Linked DNA regions of Mus musculus: region 1 is linked to region 2. The links are chromatin contacts, found by Hi-C in ENCODE. All regions are on one chromosome and are shown on one strand. Each heading gives the region's core, a stretch centred on a gene start or an enhancer-like site at or near the end of the contact. The rest is flanking DNA. Distances are from core to core; before and after follow the strand shown. Region 1 holds the start of Ctnnb1 (catenin (cadherin associated protein), beta 1). Region 2 holds the start of Eif1b (eukaryotic translation initiation factor 1B).

Region 1 (5,783 bases), core at 1,434-3,933, 440 kb after region 2:
TGCTTAGCCTGTTCAACTGGAAATCAACAAAAAGATGACATACCCCTGACACGGTGTTTTACAAATCAAAAGTCTGGATCCATAAATAGCCCACTTGACGAACGTTAGAACGGAAAGCGGATTGTGATTTTTTTTTTTTTTTTTTTTGCCTGGTGTTTCCACGTTATCATAAAGAAATTATTTTTAACAGGTCTTAGAGAGTCAGTATTGGCTGTTTCTGAGTGTATGGCTCTGCTGGGAAAGGAGTCTTCCTTCCCAGGGTTATTGGGATAGGATCCAAAGTGGACCACACCCTAATTCCAGTGTGTTTTTCCATCTTTTGTGCCTATTGTCAAATGGACTTGGCTGACAATTACAGTTTTACTTTAAACGATGAAGGTGTTAATCAAAAGACGTCGGCTGTCCTCAAAAGGAGGCTCATTGTTTTAGGTATGCAGTAAATGTTTGACTAATGGATTTTTTAGAGCAGAAGGACCAATGCTGGCTTATTAATACTTACTTCTGCACAAAGTGCAAACACAGACTGAGCATGTGTGTGTGTGTGTGTGTGTGTGTGTGTGGTGTGTGTGTTTTAGTGAACATCCTCTCTGCTCACTATTATTCTACACTATTCAGTGTAGGCAAAGCTTGATCTGCAGGTGGTCTGATTACAGGACAAACACACCCCCATCCCATTTCTCAAAATGAATTACTTTATGTCGAACCCATTGGGCTGATCTTGAGGAGAAGGGGTGTAGAAGAGACACCAATTGCCATCTATGTGAAGTGTGTTACCTGGGGTCAATTATTTTAGCAACTAATTTTATAAAACCACCTCCTCCTTAGCTGCTTATGTTATTTTCAAATTAGCTCATAAAACCAGCAGGTTTCTTTATTCATCAGGTATGTTGATGACGTGTTTCTTTCTGGTGTAATGACAATATTTGTCTTAATTTCACAGAAATTGTCATCTGTTTTTGGTGACAAAATTATGGAATAGTCTTGTTTCATGAACGAAGTGAACAGAAATCTAGAGAAAATGTAAAATTCAGCTCACTGGTTTCAAGGCCAGTCACCTGGTTATGTCTCCTGCCGAGTTACACTGATAGGAAGAGGAGTGTTTGCGTTGTGGTAAAATCTGCCTTTTCTCTGAAACATATTCTCTGAATTATCAATAGGGATTGAGACTTTTAATTCTACGCTGGGGTTAAAATGCCAGAATTATGTGCTCTGTCTTGGCGTCTGGCTAGAGGAATATGAATACAAGGCTGTCTTTATCTTTTAGATTTGTCAGTGGTGCAGGCGCTTCTTAACGAGTTTTAATAGTGTGCCCTTTAAAAAAGAAGCAAAATTGGGACACAGAAAAAGAAGCAAGTGTCAAAAAGAAAAAAAAAAGAAAAAGAAAAGAAAGGAACCCCCCCCCCCCCCAAAAAAAAAAAGAAAAAGAAAAGAAAAGAAAGGAAACCCCGGACAGAGGTGAAGTCAGCTATCTAATTTTAAACGAATCGACCAAATATTCTTTAACTCTGCATGTGACAATTAAAATTAGGGGTTGGTAGCTGCAACCACCACTGGTAGGGCTTTGGTAAAATACCTTTTCCTGCTCTATCTCTCTGAGTTATGGCAGGCCAAGTCAGCCCCAGCCAGCAGCAGAGTTTACTCTCCGGAAATCCGAGCAGAGCTGCAGAGGGGAAAGGTCTAGACAAAGGCCCTCACTGAGCAGCTCCAGCATGGTGGACTGTGGTGGTTCACAGAGTTACGGTGATATGTCTTTAAGATAGAAAATTGAGTCATTTAAAAACTAAGCTGGCCCTACAGCACCGGCCCTGCCTCAGTGATGCATGGGCTTCCTGCCAGTACCTGTACATAAGGACCTATTGTTTACTTGCGTTAATTACAGCGCTGGGATGAAAGAAGGCAGTGGGGCAACTTTCCCTGTTGCCATTGTTTGGGAAGAGACGTGAGCTCAGAATAATAGGCTGGAGACAGCCAATTCACCCCAACTGCTCCAGTTTTGACAAGTGCCAATCGTGAAGGACAACAATGGGGCCATTTCCAAGAGAAGATCCAACTTCACCCTATTGTCATGATTTGGGGGGGGGGGAGCTCTCGAAGGATACAAAATTAGTTTTGAAAATTTAAGAGGTTACCCACAGGTCCTCTCAGCAACACACTCGAGTTTCTCAAACAATACAGAAAAATCGCTGTCCTTGGTCCCCACGCCTGGTTCTACTGACCCAGTGAGTCTGGGTAAGATGGGGTTTCTAGGAATCACGCTGGTGAACGCAGTGGTGGAGCTGAATCACTTGTTAATAGATGTTCGCAGACACTCTTGGGGACTCCAAGGCCTCCTGGGGTGGGGAGGAAAGGTGGCTGGGCCCCAGGTTCCCTGTCCGGATTCCAGAGGCACAGCGGGAAGGGAAGCGGGACACTCCTGGGAGCGGTAAAGTGTGGTGGGGTCCAATGGTGGTTCAGGGGTGTGGCGGCCGGTGCACCGGTGATGGCAGCCTCGAACCTGCGCCGTCCGAGGCCGCACTCCACCCGGCCCGCGGCGGCGGCCCGCTCTCGATTCCTTTAGTTTCCAATGGAGCGGCGTCTGGACGCCCCGCCCCGGCTCGGCCCCTCCCGGCGGCGCACGCGCAGAGCGACTCGGACTGGCGGGGACTACTTTCCCCGGCCCGCCCGCGCCCCGCCCCTCGTCCTCGCGCGGCGGAACGCTCCGCGCGGAGCGGCAGCGGCAGGATACACGGTGCCGCGCCGCTTATAAATCGCTCCTTGTGCGGCGCCATCTTAAGCCCTCGCTCGGTGGCGGCCGCGTCAGCTCGTGTCCTGTGAAGCCCGCGGCCCGGGGAGGCGGAGACGGAGCACGGTGGGCGCCGAGCCGTCAGTGCAGGAGGCCGAGGCCGAGCGGGCGGCCGCGAGTGAGCAGCGCGCGGGCCTGAGGTGCGGCGCCGCGGCGGGCCGGCTCGCGCCGCGCCAGCGGGAAACTTCGCGGGCCGGGTGGCGGCGGGAGGCCGCGGGGACGCGCGGGCTGGGGCCGGGGCCGGGCGGGCGCGCGCCGGGAGCCCGGATGGACGGCTGGCCGCCGTGGGGGGTGGGGACCGCGGTTCGCGTCCGGGCTGGGGCCGCCGCGGGGGCGGGGTGGGCGGGGGCCTCGCCTCCGTGGCCCGCGGAGCCGGGGGGACGCGAGACCTGGCGCTCGTCCCCTCTGTCCCTCGTGGAGCACGCACAGACAAATTTTTTTTTCTCCCTGCAACGACCTGACTGTGAGTTTGAATCCAAACAACTTTAAGCCGTGGAGTCGCCAAACTTGGATGCAGCGGGCGGGATGCGTCAGGAGCGTGTTCTCGGAGGGTGGCTTCTTGGACTCGCGTGGGGTTGGTGGCTGCGGGGCCGAGGTCCTGGCGGGAATTTGGGACCGTGGACGAGTCACCGGCCACTCCTGGTGTTGGAGGCGGGGGGGGGGGGAGGTGCGCGGGATCCGAAACCTGGGCTTGGGGGAGGGGGACTTGCCCTTAGCCAGTAAGTGTGGGGTCCGCTCCAAGTGTTTCTCCCCAGCGCGTTTGCTTTCTGAGCGAGACGGAGTGGCCGGAGCGCGGACCGCCAGGGCGTGGGAGCCTGGCGACTTGTTCTGAGTGTTGTTTGGGGGACCAGACTTGGAACCGACGCTCCCAAGTTCGGTACCCCAGGCCCGCTCCGGTGAGCCCGCTGGCTGCGGGGCAGCTTTGTCTCGGGCTCGGGTCTCCAGACATCTGTGGGCTCCCCTCCCCCGCGCCCCCCGCAGCCCCCCTCCCGGGGCCTGAGCTCTGAATGGAGAGCGGCTGGGCTGCTGGTATGCGGAGGTCGGCGAGAGGAAATCGAGGAGTGGTTTTAGTGAAACGAGAGCTTTGTGCCATGAATAATGGTGGCTTAGACCAGACAGCAAGCTGAGGAGACGGCAGCTTTGCCTTTGATAAAGTCTGCCTCATGTTTTTCACATGGCCAAGTTGTGAAGCGTTTTGTCTGGGATTTAGGAAGCCATTTCGCTATTTACTTGAGGTTTGCAGATGTCTCAGTGCAGTCTCTCCTCGTCCCGGGAAAGAGCTTGCTTTCTTGGTTCTAATTTAATGTTGCTTAAGCTTGTGGCCTTTGTATTTCGGTTTTGTATGTCCGGCTCAAACTTTGAGTTAAGGCCCGCAGTTACATTTAGTTCACTTTCACCTTAAACATTCAGAAATCCCCGAAATTAAAATGAAGTGCCTCCAAGGTTTGTTTGAGAACGCCCTTTCACAGCGGACAACATTGTTGATGGTACTGGGGATAGTCATTCTGTGACCTACCTAACCTTTGTCCTCAAGGCCGAGTCTGGACAAGGCCTTTAGTGGTGGCAAGGAAGTTGGAAACTTGCAGATGTTTCTCTACAACAAACCCTCCCAGGCTGAAGTCCTTAATTAAGGAAGCAGGCTATCTGGAAAGCTTAGCTTGCCTGGGACAGAGTCCTGGGCCTCACAGTCTGTAAAAAGACTATCTTCAGATAGGGAAACATTTAATCGAATGCAGGCGTGAAGAAATAGAGTTTAACTGTCATGTGATCATTTCTCATAGTCTAGAGCAGTGCTTCTCAGTCAGTCTTCCTGATGTTGTGACCTGTTAAAATAGTTTCTCAACTGTTATGGTGACCCCAACCGTAAAACTTTCCTTGCTACTTCACAACTGACTTTGCTACTGTTGTGAACCATAATGTAAATGTTTTCCCACGGTCTTAGGTGACCCCTGTGAAAGGGTTGTTGAACCCCCAGATTGAGAACACTAGTTTAGAGACTGTATATTGGGTATCTATGTCTCCAGCTTGAAGGGAAGTATCTACTGCTGTAGTGACGATGGGACTAGAGACTGTGAGTGAAGCCTTAGCTCACGAGTCTCAGAATCCCAGAATCCCACCGCCAAGGTGGAGGATGGGGAACTTTCTTAGTCGGAGTGTATTTTGAAATGTGTGCTCAGGAAAACTGGTGGAGCCCTTTTGCAAATAAACTCAGGGCAGAGCATGGACAAGAGCCTGTGCACACTGCAGGTGGCGAGTGGAGTGGAGTGGTATATTTACAGTCGTTTGTTGCTGTACTTCTAAGCAGGAAGTGGACAGTGAAAGTAGATGGAGTCAACTGAAATATCAGTGCTGAGGTGAGGTGAGGTGAGGCCAGGTCGTGGTCTCTGCCCATCACCTAGTGGTAAATTTTTAGTGTCCTTGGCCAGAAGCAAACCCGAGGGACAAACTCCTGAAACGGTGTTCACAAACTCGTAAAAACCTTGCAAACGTACAAACATTTTAACTCCATTTTCTTTTGTTGTTTTGTGGCCCCTGTCAACTCCTTTTTATTTAAAACAATCTCACTGAAGACATCTTCATGCCACAGAGAGTAAAGTAGATGAGCAGCTACAGTTCTGAGGCCTGTGGAGGCAGCCTCTGTCCTGAGAGGACGCAGCTTGAGGAATGTTAGGCAGCCCTGCGATGCTTGCTCTTCAGCAACACCGGTCATGGTGTGGTTCCTAGGTTAGCTACAAGTTTTATAAAAGGAAAAGTGTTTTGTGTCAATTGAAAGTGAATCAGAACTTTCCGGAGAAAGGTCTTTTTTTCCTCTGTTTACCTAAGAAATCTTCCTTTGTATTTAATGTAAAATCAAGCTTCCCTTGACTAAGAACCCTGATTTTTCTGCTGGGGTATAATTCTGGAAGAAAGCATCTAATCTTCCATGGGGAGAAGGCCTTTAAAGGAAGTAGGCAGTCCTGCTAGGACTTAGTTGTGTCTCTTAAGACACATTTCCCAGTTT
Region 2 (6,106 bases), core at 103-2,602:
AATATTTCAGGCAGAAAATTTATATAATTTATTAAAAACTTCTCAAGGACTGGTGAGGTGGCTCAGGCTTGCTGATGGCCTGACAACCTGAGTTCCTGCTCCAGGACCTACATGAAGGTGGAAGATGCTCAAGACTATTAATTCAAATATTCGTAAGCTAGAGTTTTTCAAACCATGGTATAAGAATAAAACTGAGTAAGTAGTGTGCCTGAAACCTGACTGGTGGATGTAGGGGCATACAAGTGTATTCATTTTTACAACCCTAAAGCAACAGGCCATGCATAGAAACATTAGGAGCGGCCACTTTGTACAATAGAAGTCACTGAAACATGAGCACTACACTCCAGATATTCATTTCCTTTTTTAAACTACAGTAATGGACTTCGAGAGACTTCCCAGGAGTTGCTGCTCTTACACAAGACCTGGGTTCTGTTCCCATGGTCTCATAACCAGCTGTTATTCCAGTTCCAGGGGATATGACACCCTCTTCTGGCCTCTATGGTACATACACCCAACCACATAAAAATAAAATCTTTTTAAAAAGGAAATTGTAGTAGCGATTGGACCTACTGCTACATCTTGTTGAATGGATTGCTAGACAGAAACATAGTATGTATGCTATCTATGGCTTCTAATGTCTTGCATCAGGCCTCCAATACTATTTCAACACGAAGGCAACAGGTTTGACCTACAAAAAGGTTAAGAATTCCAAATTTTTAGTCTACTGCTTTGGTCTAGAAAGCCAACCACCTGCATAGGTGGTTTACATAGGTTAAGACGGTTCTCCACTGTCCACTGATGGTTGTGCACGGTTACTCTTTACAGTTACTTCATCTGCTCGCTCACACTCACCTAGCAACCACCAGACACCCATCCTGCACGGGACTTGCATCCGACCTTAGGAGGCTCCGCAGAGGAGAGCTCGGGCGGGATGGTAGCGCGTTCTCTCCACGCACACCTGACTCTGCTAGAGGCTAGGTCGTGACACCTGAGACAAACAGGTTAAGCTTAGTAGAGACTGCAGCATCGGAATCCCGGGGCTTGGAGGAAGGGAGAATTCCCAGGTGGCACCCACAAGGGTTCTGCAAGGAACTCAGGGGTCTCGGGAACCCTGGGGGCTGGGGAGGGCGGCGGAGGCGCAGAGCGCGGTCCCCGCTGGTTGCAAGTCCAGACCCCCGGGGGCACGTTTCTCGCCGTTGCACCCGGAAGCGCCTCCGCCCGGCGCCTCGGGCGGGACGGACCGCGGCTGCCCGCAGTGGGCTCCCGCCCGCTCCTCGCTGGCCCCCGGCTCGGCGCTCCGGGGCGGACGCGCGGTGCGTGCGGACGGTCACGTGGCGGCGGCGCGCGGGGCTAAATACGCGGCGCCGGCCATTTTGTGCGAGAAGCCGCAGCGCCGCCTCCCTGCTCGCGCCCCACCGCCGCCTCCGCGTCTTCCTGCGCCCCGGGCTTCCGCCGCTTCATTGATTTCCGTTTCTCGCCGCTGCAGCCTCCTGACACGGTGATCCGGGCGGGCCCCGCGGGAATTCTATCCTCTCACCGGCCTCACACTAGTGTCGCATGTCCACTATCCAGAACCTCCAATCTTTCGGTAAGGGCCAGTGGCCGGCCGCCGCCCGCGTCCCTCTGGGCTTTGTCTCGGCGCCCAGAAGATGGCGACGGGGGGCTCCCCGCGACCCTAGCCCGGGGGATGCCCCTCTCCGGGCCTCGGACACGGCCTTAAGTGGGCCTGCGACTCCGTAGAGGCGAGGGCCCGACCGGCAGGCGCTTGGGGAACTTGACACTGGCAGGAAGACAAGGGTCTCGGGGACTCACAGGACGGTCGGGGGACACGCCAGGGCTGCAGGGGGACCCGCCAGAGGCTGGGGGGACTGACAGAAAGGCCGGGGGCTTCAGAGACCCGTAAGGGAGCTACAGTACTTGCCAGGGCTGCAGAGACTAGGACTAGGGGCTTGCAGGGAACCTGACAGTGACAAGACGCTGGGAGTCTCTGGTGTTATCTCTCTTGTGGCCTCGGGGCTGGCCAGGGCTTTGCAAGGAGACTGGAGGGGTGGGGCCCAGAAGCTGGAGAACCTGACAGCTTTAGGGTGACTGCGAGACCTGTGACTCTCAGACGACTCACAAGTGTGTGTGTGTGTGTGTGTGTGTGTGTGTGTGTGTGTGTGTGTGTTGGGGCATGGGGGGCGGGGGGTGGCCTTGCTCAGTCCTTGCTGGGAGGGAAGGGAAGTTAAGGGCTTAGAGGATCTGCGACTCAGTCGGCCAGGACTGGAGGGGGGGGGGGTGCCAGAGAGACCTGTCACTGACCGGAGCTGGGGTGGGGCTGGACCCAGCTGGTTTTAAGCAGCCCCCAGAGGCGTCTGTTTGAAACACTTAGGAGAGAGGCCTCTGATTTGACTTGGAAGTGGCCCTGTTGTCTCTGCTTGCAATCATTTTGTAAATTACACCTCGTGAGGTTGCATGTATATGTTTATATGTGTTTTATAAGGCTCAGTTACTATGTTAACTAATTGGGGTGGGTGTTTTTGAATGTTGTAGTCGAAAAATAGTGGCGGTGACGCATGTTCTTGTGGCGGCTGTATGAAGGCTGTATGAAATTAGGGTTTCGTAAATGTTTTCTGTCTCATTTGCTGGTGGCTTCCACAGTGGTGGTCTCTACTTTTAAGCTCAGATATCGGCATACAGAGCCTGCTTAGGTTTTTCTCCTTTGAAAAACTTATTATCAGTGAGCCCCACCCTCGCCTGCAGAAATGGAGCAGGAGTGCTGGAGGCCTCACCGAGGTCTGTCTGGATATGGAGTGGAGCACGCTTCTACATACTACTTTGTAATTTGTTTTCTACTTTTCTGCTCCTCTACAGACCCCTTTGCTGATGCAACTAAGGGCGACGACTTACTCCCGGCAGGGACTGAGGACTACATTCATATAAGGATCCAGCAGCGCAACGGCAGGAAGACGCTGACCACTGTGCAGGGCATTGCGGACGATTATGACAAAAAGAAACTTGTGAAAGCTTTCAAAAAGGTGACCGTGAGGAGTGGGTGCATGCCAGAGCTCGGGCCAGGAGAGCTGCTTTGTTCTCCATCTGAGTCGGTTACCCCTCTCTGAGGAATGTGAGCCGATGAGTTGTTACTGTTCCCCTAATATTTCCCTCATGTGGCCTCCAGATTCATTTACAGAGTCGCTTAGTTCTGGAGGACACTGCTCCTTGGTGCAGTCAAGCCGGCTGGCGCAGCTGTGTTTGTTCTGTCAGAGTTAACCCTCTGCATTTAACTTGATGTGTTGTAGAAATTTGCCTGCAATGGAACTGTGATTGAACACCCTGAGTACGGAGAGGTTATTCAGCTTCAAGGGGACCAAAGGAAGAACATCTGCCAGTTTCTTCTGGAGGTGAGTGGCGGATGCACCCCGTGTGACCTTGAAAGAGGCGGGAATCCTTTCCTACTTAGTAAAAAGCACGGGACGGAAGTAGTGGAGTAGAATAGTATCCGTGCTGACCGGAAACGGCAAGGCTCACGTACAGCTCACGCTGCTGCTGAGTGGCCTGGGGAGTGGCATAGGAACCAGGGTTAGGGTTAGGGCAGGTGTGGGATTGTCAGCTGGGGTGGTGGGCGCTGTCACTGCTGACTGCTGGTGGATTCTGCTGAGCACGGTTTTACTTCACAGGTTGGCATCGTCAAGGAGGAGCAGCTGAAGGTTCACGGGTTCTAAGATGAACCCAAGCGTGGCGAGTTTCTTAAATGGTTTTGTTCTCTAACTCAGTTTGGCTGCCTCGGGAGATGATTCTTTACAGTAAACGACAGACTTTGCGTTTATTTAATCATTCAGACTTCCACTCACACCTGCATGGCTACAGAAAACACGGGGTATGTAGGCTCCTGAGTCATAAGGAAATCGCGGTGAGATGGGAACGAAGCCCGAGTCCGTCCTAACATGTTTCCAATGGAAAAGGTTTTGTTGTGAGTGTTTGTTGTTAGTTTTATTTTCACTTGACTGTTAAATGTTTTTGTTGTTGTATTAAACCATGTATGTTGCGGCTTAACAATAAAAAGAAAGTGTGCATCCTTTATGAGCGCTGACCTAAGCCAGCAATGCACTTTGTTTTCTTTGCTGAAACATTAGGAACATGAACTGTCTCTTCCCTGAAACCTCTAGGTTCATCAGCTTCAGAACAACAGGTAGAGAGAGCTGTTTGTCACCCTCAGTGTATCAAAATGCATTTAGCCAGAGGCAGTGCCCTGCAGGTGTGGGTGATGCTGTGTGTCTTCAGAGTGGAAGGCTTTAGGTTAGCACTCCTGGAGTTGAGTGCCAGGTGCTTCTGCCCAGCACAGTCTGGAGTAGACGGGCTCCTCTGCCTGTCAGCCTGGCATTCTGGAGGCCACCAGAGCAGCCTGCCCTGCCTACTGAAGGACTAGTGACAAGCTGTTCTCCTGAGGGGGTAGTGTCCATCACAGTAAAGGAACAGTTCCACCCCAGCCACGGTGGCAGTGCAGCTCCTGGGTCACCAGCTATCCTGCAGCTAGAGGAAGGAGTGGCTACAGCCCAGAAGTCAAGCAGTAGGTCACCCCAGCACATCTGTTCATCAAGCGAGATGTCTGCATAGCATCTGTATGAGTGAAGGGCAGTCTTCAGTGGCAGCGTGTTAAAAGTTCAGCAAGAGAACTGACTGGACAAGGCTTGTGATAAGAATCACTCTTATCCATCAGGATAGTGGGCATACAGAGTAGGGCAGAGGCCATGCAAGGGAGGCTCCACATGTTCCTCCAAGGAAGCAGTATGGAGTCGGGTTGGCACCAGAGGGGGCGGTGGGGGGGTTGCCAAGCTGTCCTTGGATGTTCTAGATCCCAGGCACCACGGGATGACAAGACTATGAGGATCAGATTGGTGAGTTCTACTCAACAGGAGTGGGTGGCTCACCTGTCTGGCTGACATCCTGATCGCTGCCGCCCCTAACTAGAGAGTAACCTACAAACTTCATGCAAGAAGCAGTTACAGACCTGGGTGTGGTGGTGGTACAAGCCTGTAATCCTAGCACTAGAGAAGCAGAAACAGAATGGAGGAGTTGAAGGCCAGCAGGGGATACTGGAAACCCTATCTCAACAAGGGATCACAGCTGTCAACTCGCAAAAAGGTTTAAGTTCTTGGGGAGTCTTTAAGTGCTCACAGGTTAGAGTACAGGGTAGCCCAGTTACCCTAGAGAGCTTGGAAGGGTCTCTAGAATGCTCCAGAAGAAAGCTGGCCTTTTTACCTCCAGTTTACTGTTAAACATACTTCTTACCTGAAAGCCATTCTTGAAGCCCTTTGGGCAAGACACGTGGTCTAAGGAGTGGAGACAGAATTGTTAGTCCATGTTAGTCATGACTGATGCTTTGGGGAGCAGGATGAAAACAGTATCCCTCGAAGTCTGAAAAGGGCCCTCCATCCTTGGTCACCAGGATGGAGTCTGAACAGATGAGAGCCATAGACTTGCTAGAGGCTAGGGATAGTTTATTTACAACAGGAAGAACAGTTTGAGTCTCTAGCAGCCCACTTGGTAGACCAAGAGTGTCAAAATGGAAAGGTTGGGTACCAGGGGGGAAATGCATTTAAACTGAGGCAGATTAAGGCTAGCAGTGGTCTATTAGCGCCCTCTTGTGGACACCTAGAAAACCATGGCTCCTGGCCAACACAAACAATCACCTTACAATCAGCCCTGTGGGCAGTTATCCACACTGATCTCAGCCCGTCCCTTTTACTGTCCATGAAAGCAGTCTTAACTTTCTGTCACTTGGGAGAACTGGTAGTGTTTATACAGCCTTATCCTCGGACTGTACACAGCCACAGCACATGCCACCAGGAAGTTAGTTCTGTGTCAACAGAGATATTTGCTTATGTCCTCTCGTGAGTGAATAAGCCAGAAAAAACCTGAGGCTTCTGCATTGTCAGTAGTGAGTACATACAGCCTGGACAGTCTATAACAGCACTCCCAGTGTATGGCTGGGGAGTGTGTGTGTGTGTGTGTGTGTGTGTGTACAGAGGAAGACTCATTCATTCGGGAACCCTCGGAGAATCAGGCTCTTCCACTTCCTGGAAATGACGCTCCAGGTGTTGGTTTCTCTGGATCCAGCAGTGCC

What was found. Hi-C counts contacts between places; a loop is a spot of excess contacts on that map.
Region 1: a loop to region 2 is called in a map of v-Abl transformed pro-B cells, with 3 times the contacts of the local background. The contact joins the promoter of Ctnnb1 here to the promoter of Eif1b in region 2. A Hi-C loop is called at or near these places in 2 of 37 maps with a recorded cell type or tissue (heart and v-Abl transformed pro-B cells).

What each region holds. Positions count from the first base shown.
Region 1 is chr9:120,930,717-120,936,499 of GRCm38, forward strand. It overlaps Ctnnb1 (catenin (cadherin associated protein), beta 1), which reads left to right and starts at 2,684. Exons shown (of 15, transcript NM_007614.3): 1 at 2,684-2,922. It overlaps 4930593C16Rik (RIKEN cDNA 4930593C16 gene), which reads right to left and starts at 86. Exons shown (of 3, transcript NR_040753.1): 1 at 44-86.
Region 2 is chr9:120,491,254-120,497,359 of GRCm38, forward strand. It overlaps Eif1b (eukaryotic translation initiation factor 1B), which reads left to right and starts at 1,353. Exons shown (of 4, transcript NM_026892.3): 1 at 1,353-1,588; 2 at 2,854-3,017; 3 at 3,282-3,383; 4 at 3,660-4,074. The coding sequence starts at 1,558. The coding sequence ends at 3,704. It overlaps D830035M03Rik (RIKEN cDNA D830035M03 gene), which reads right to left and starts at 1,328. Exons shown (of 2, transcript NR_166642.1): 1 at 853-1,328.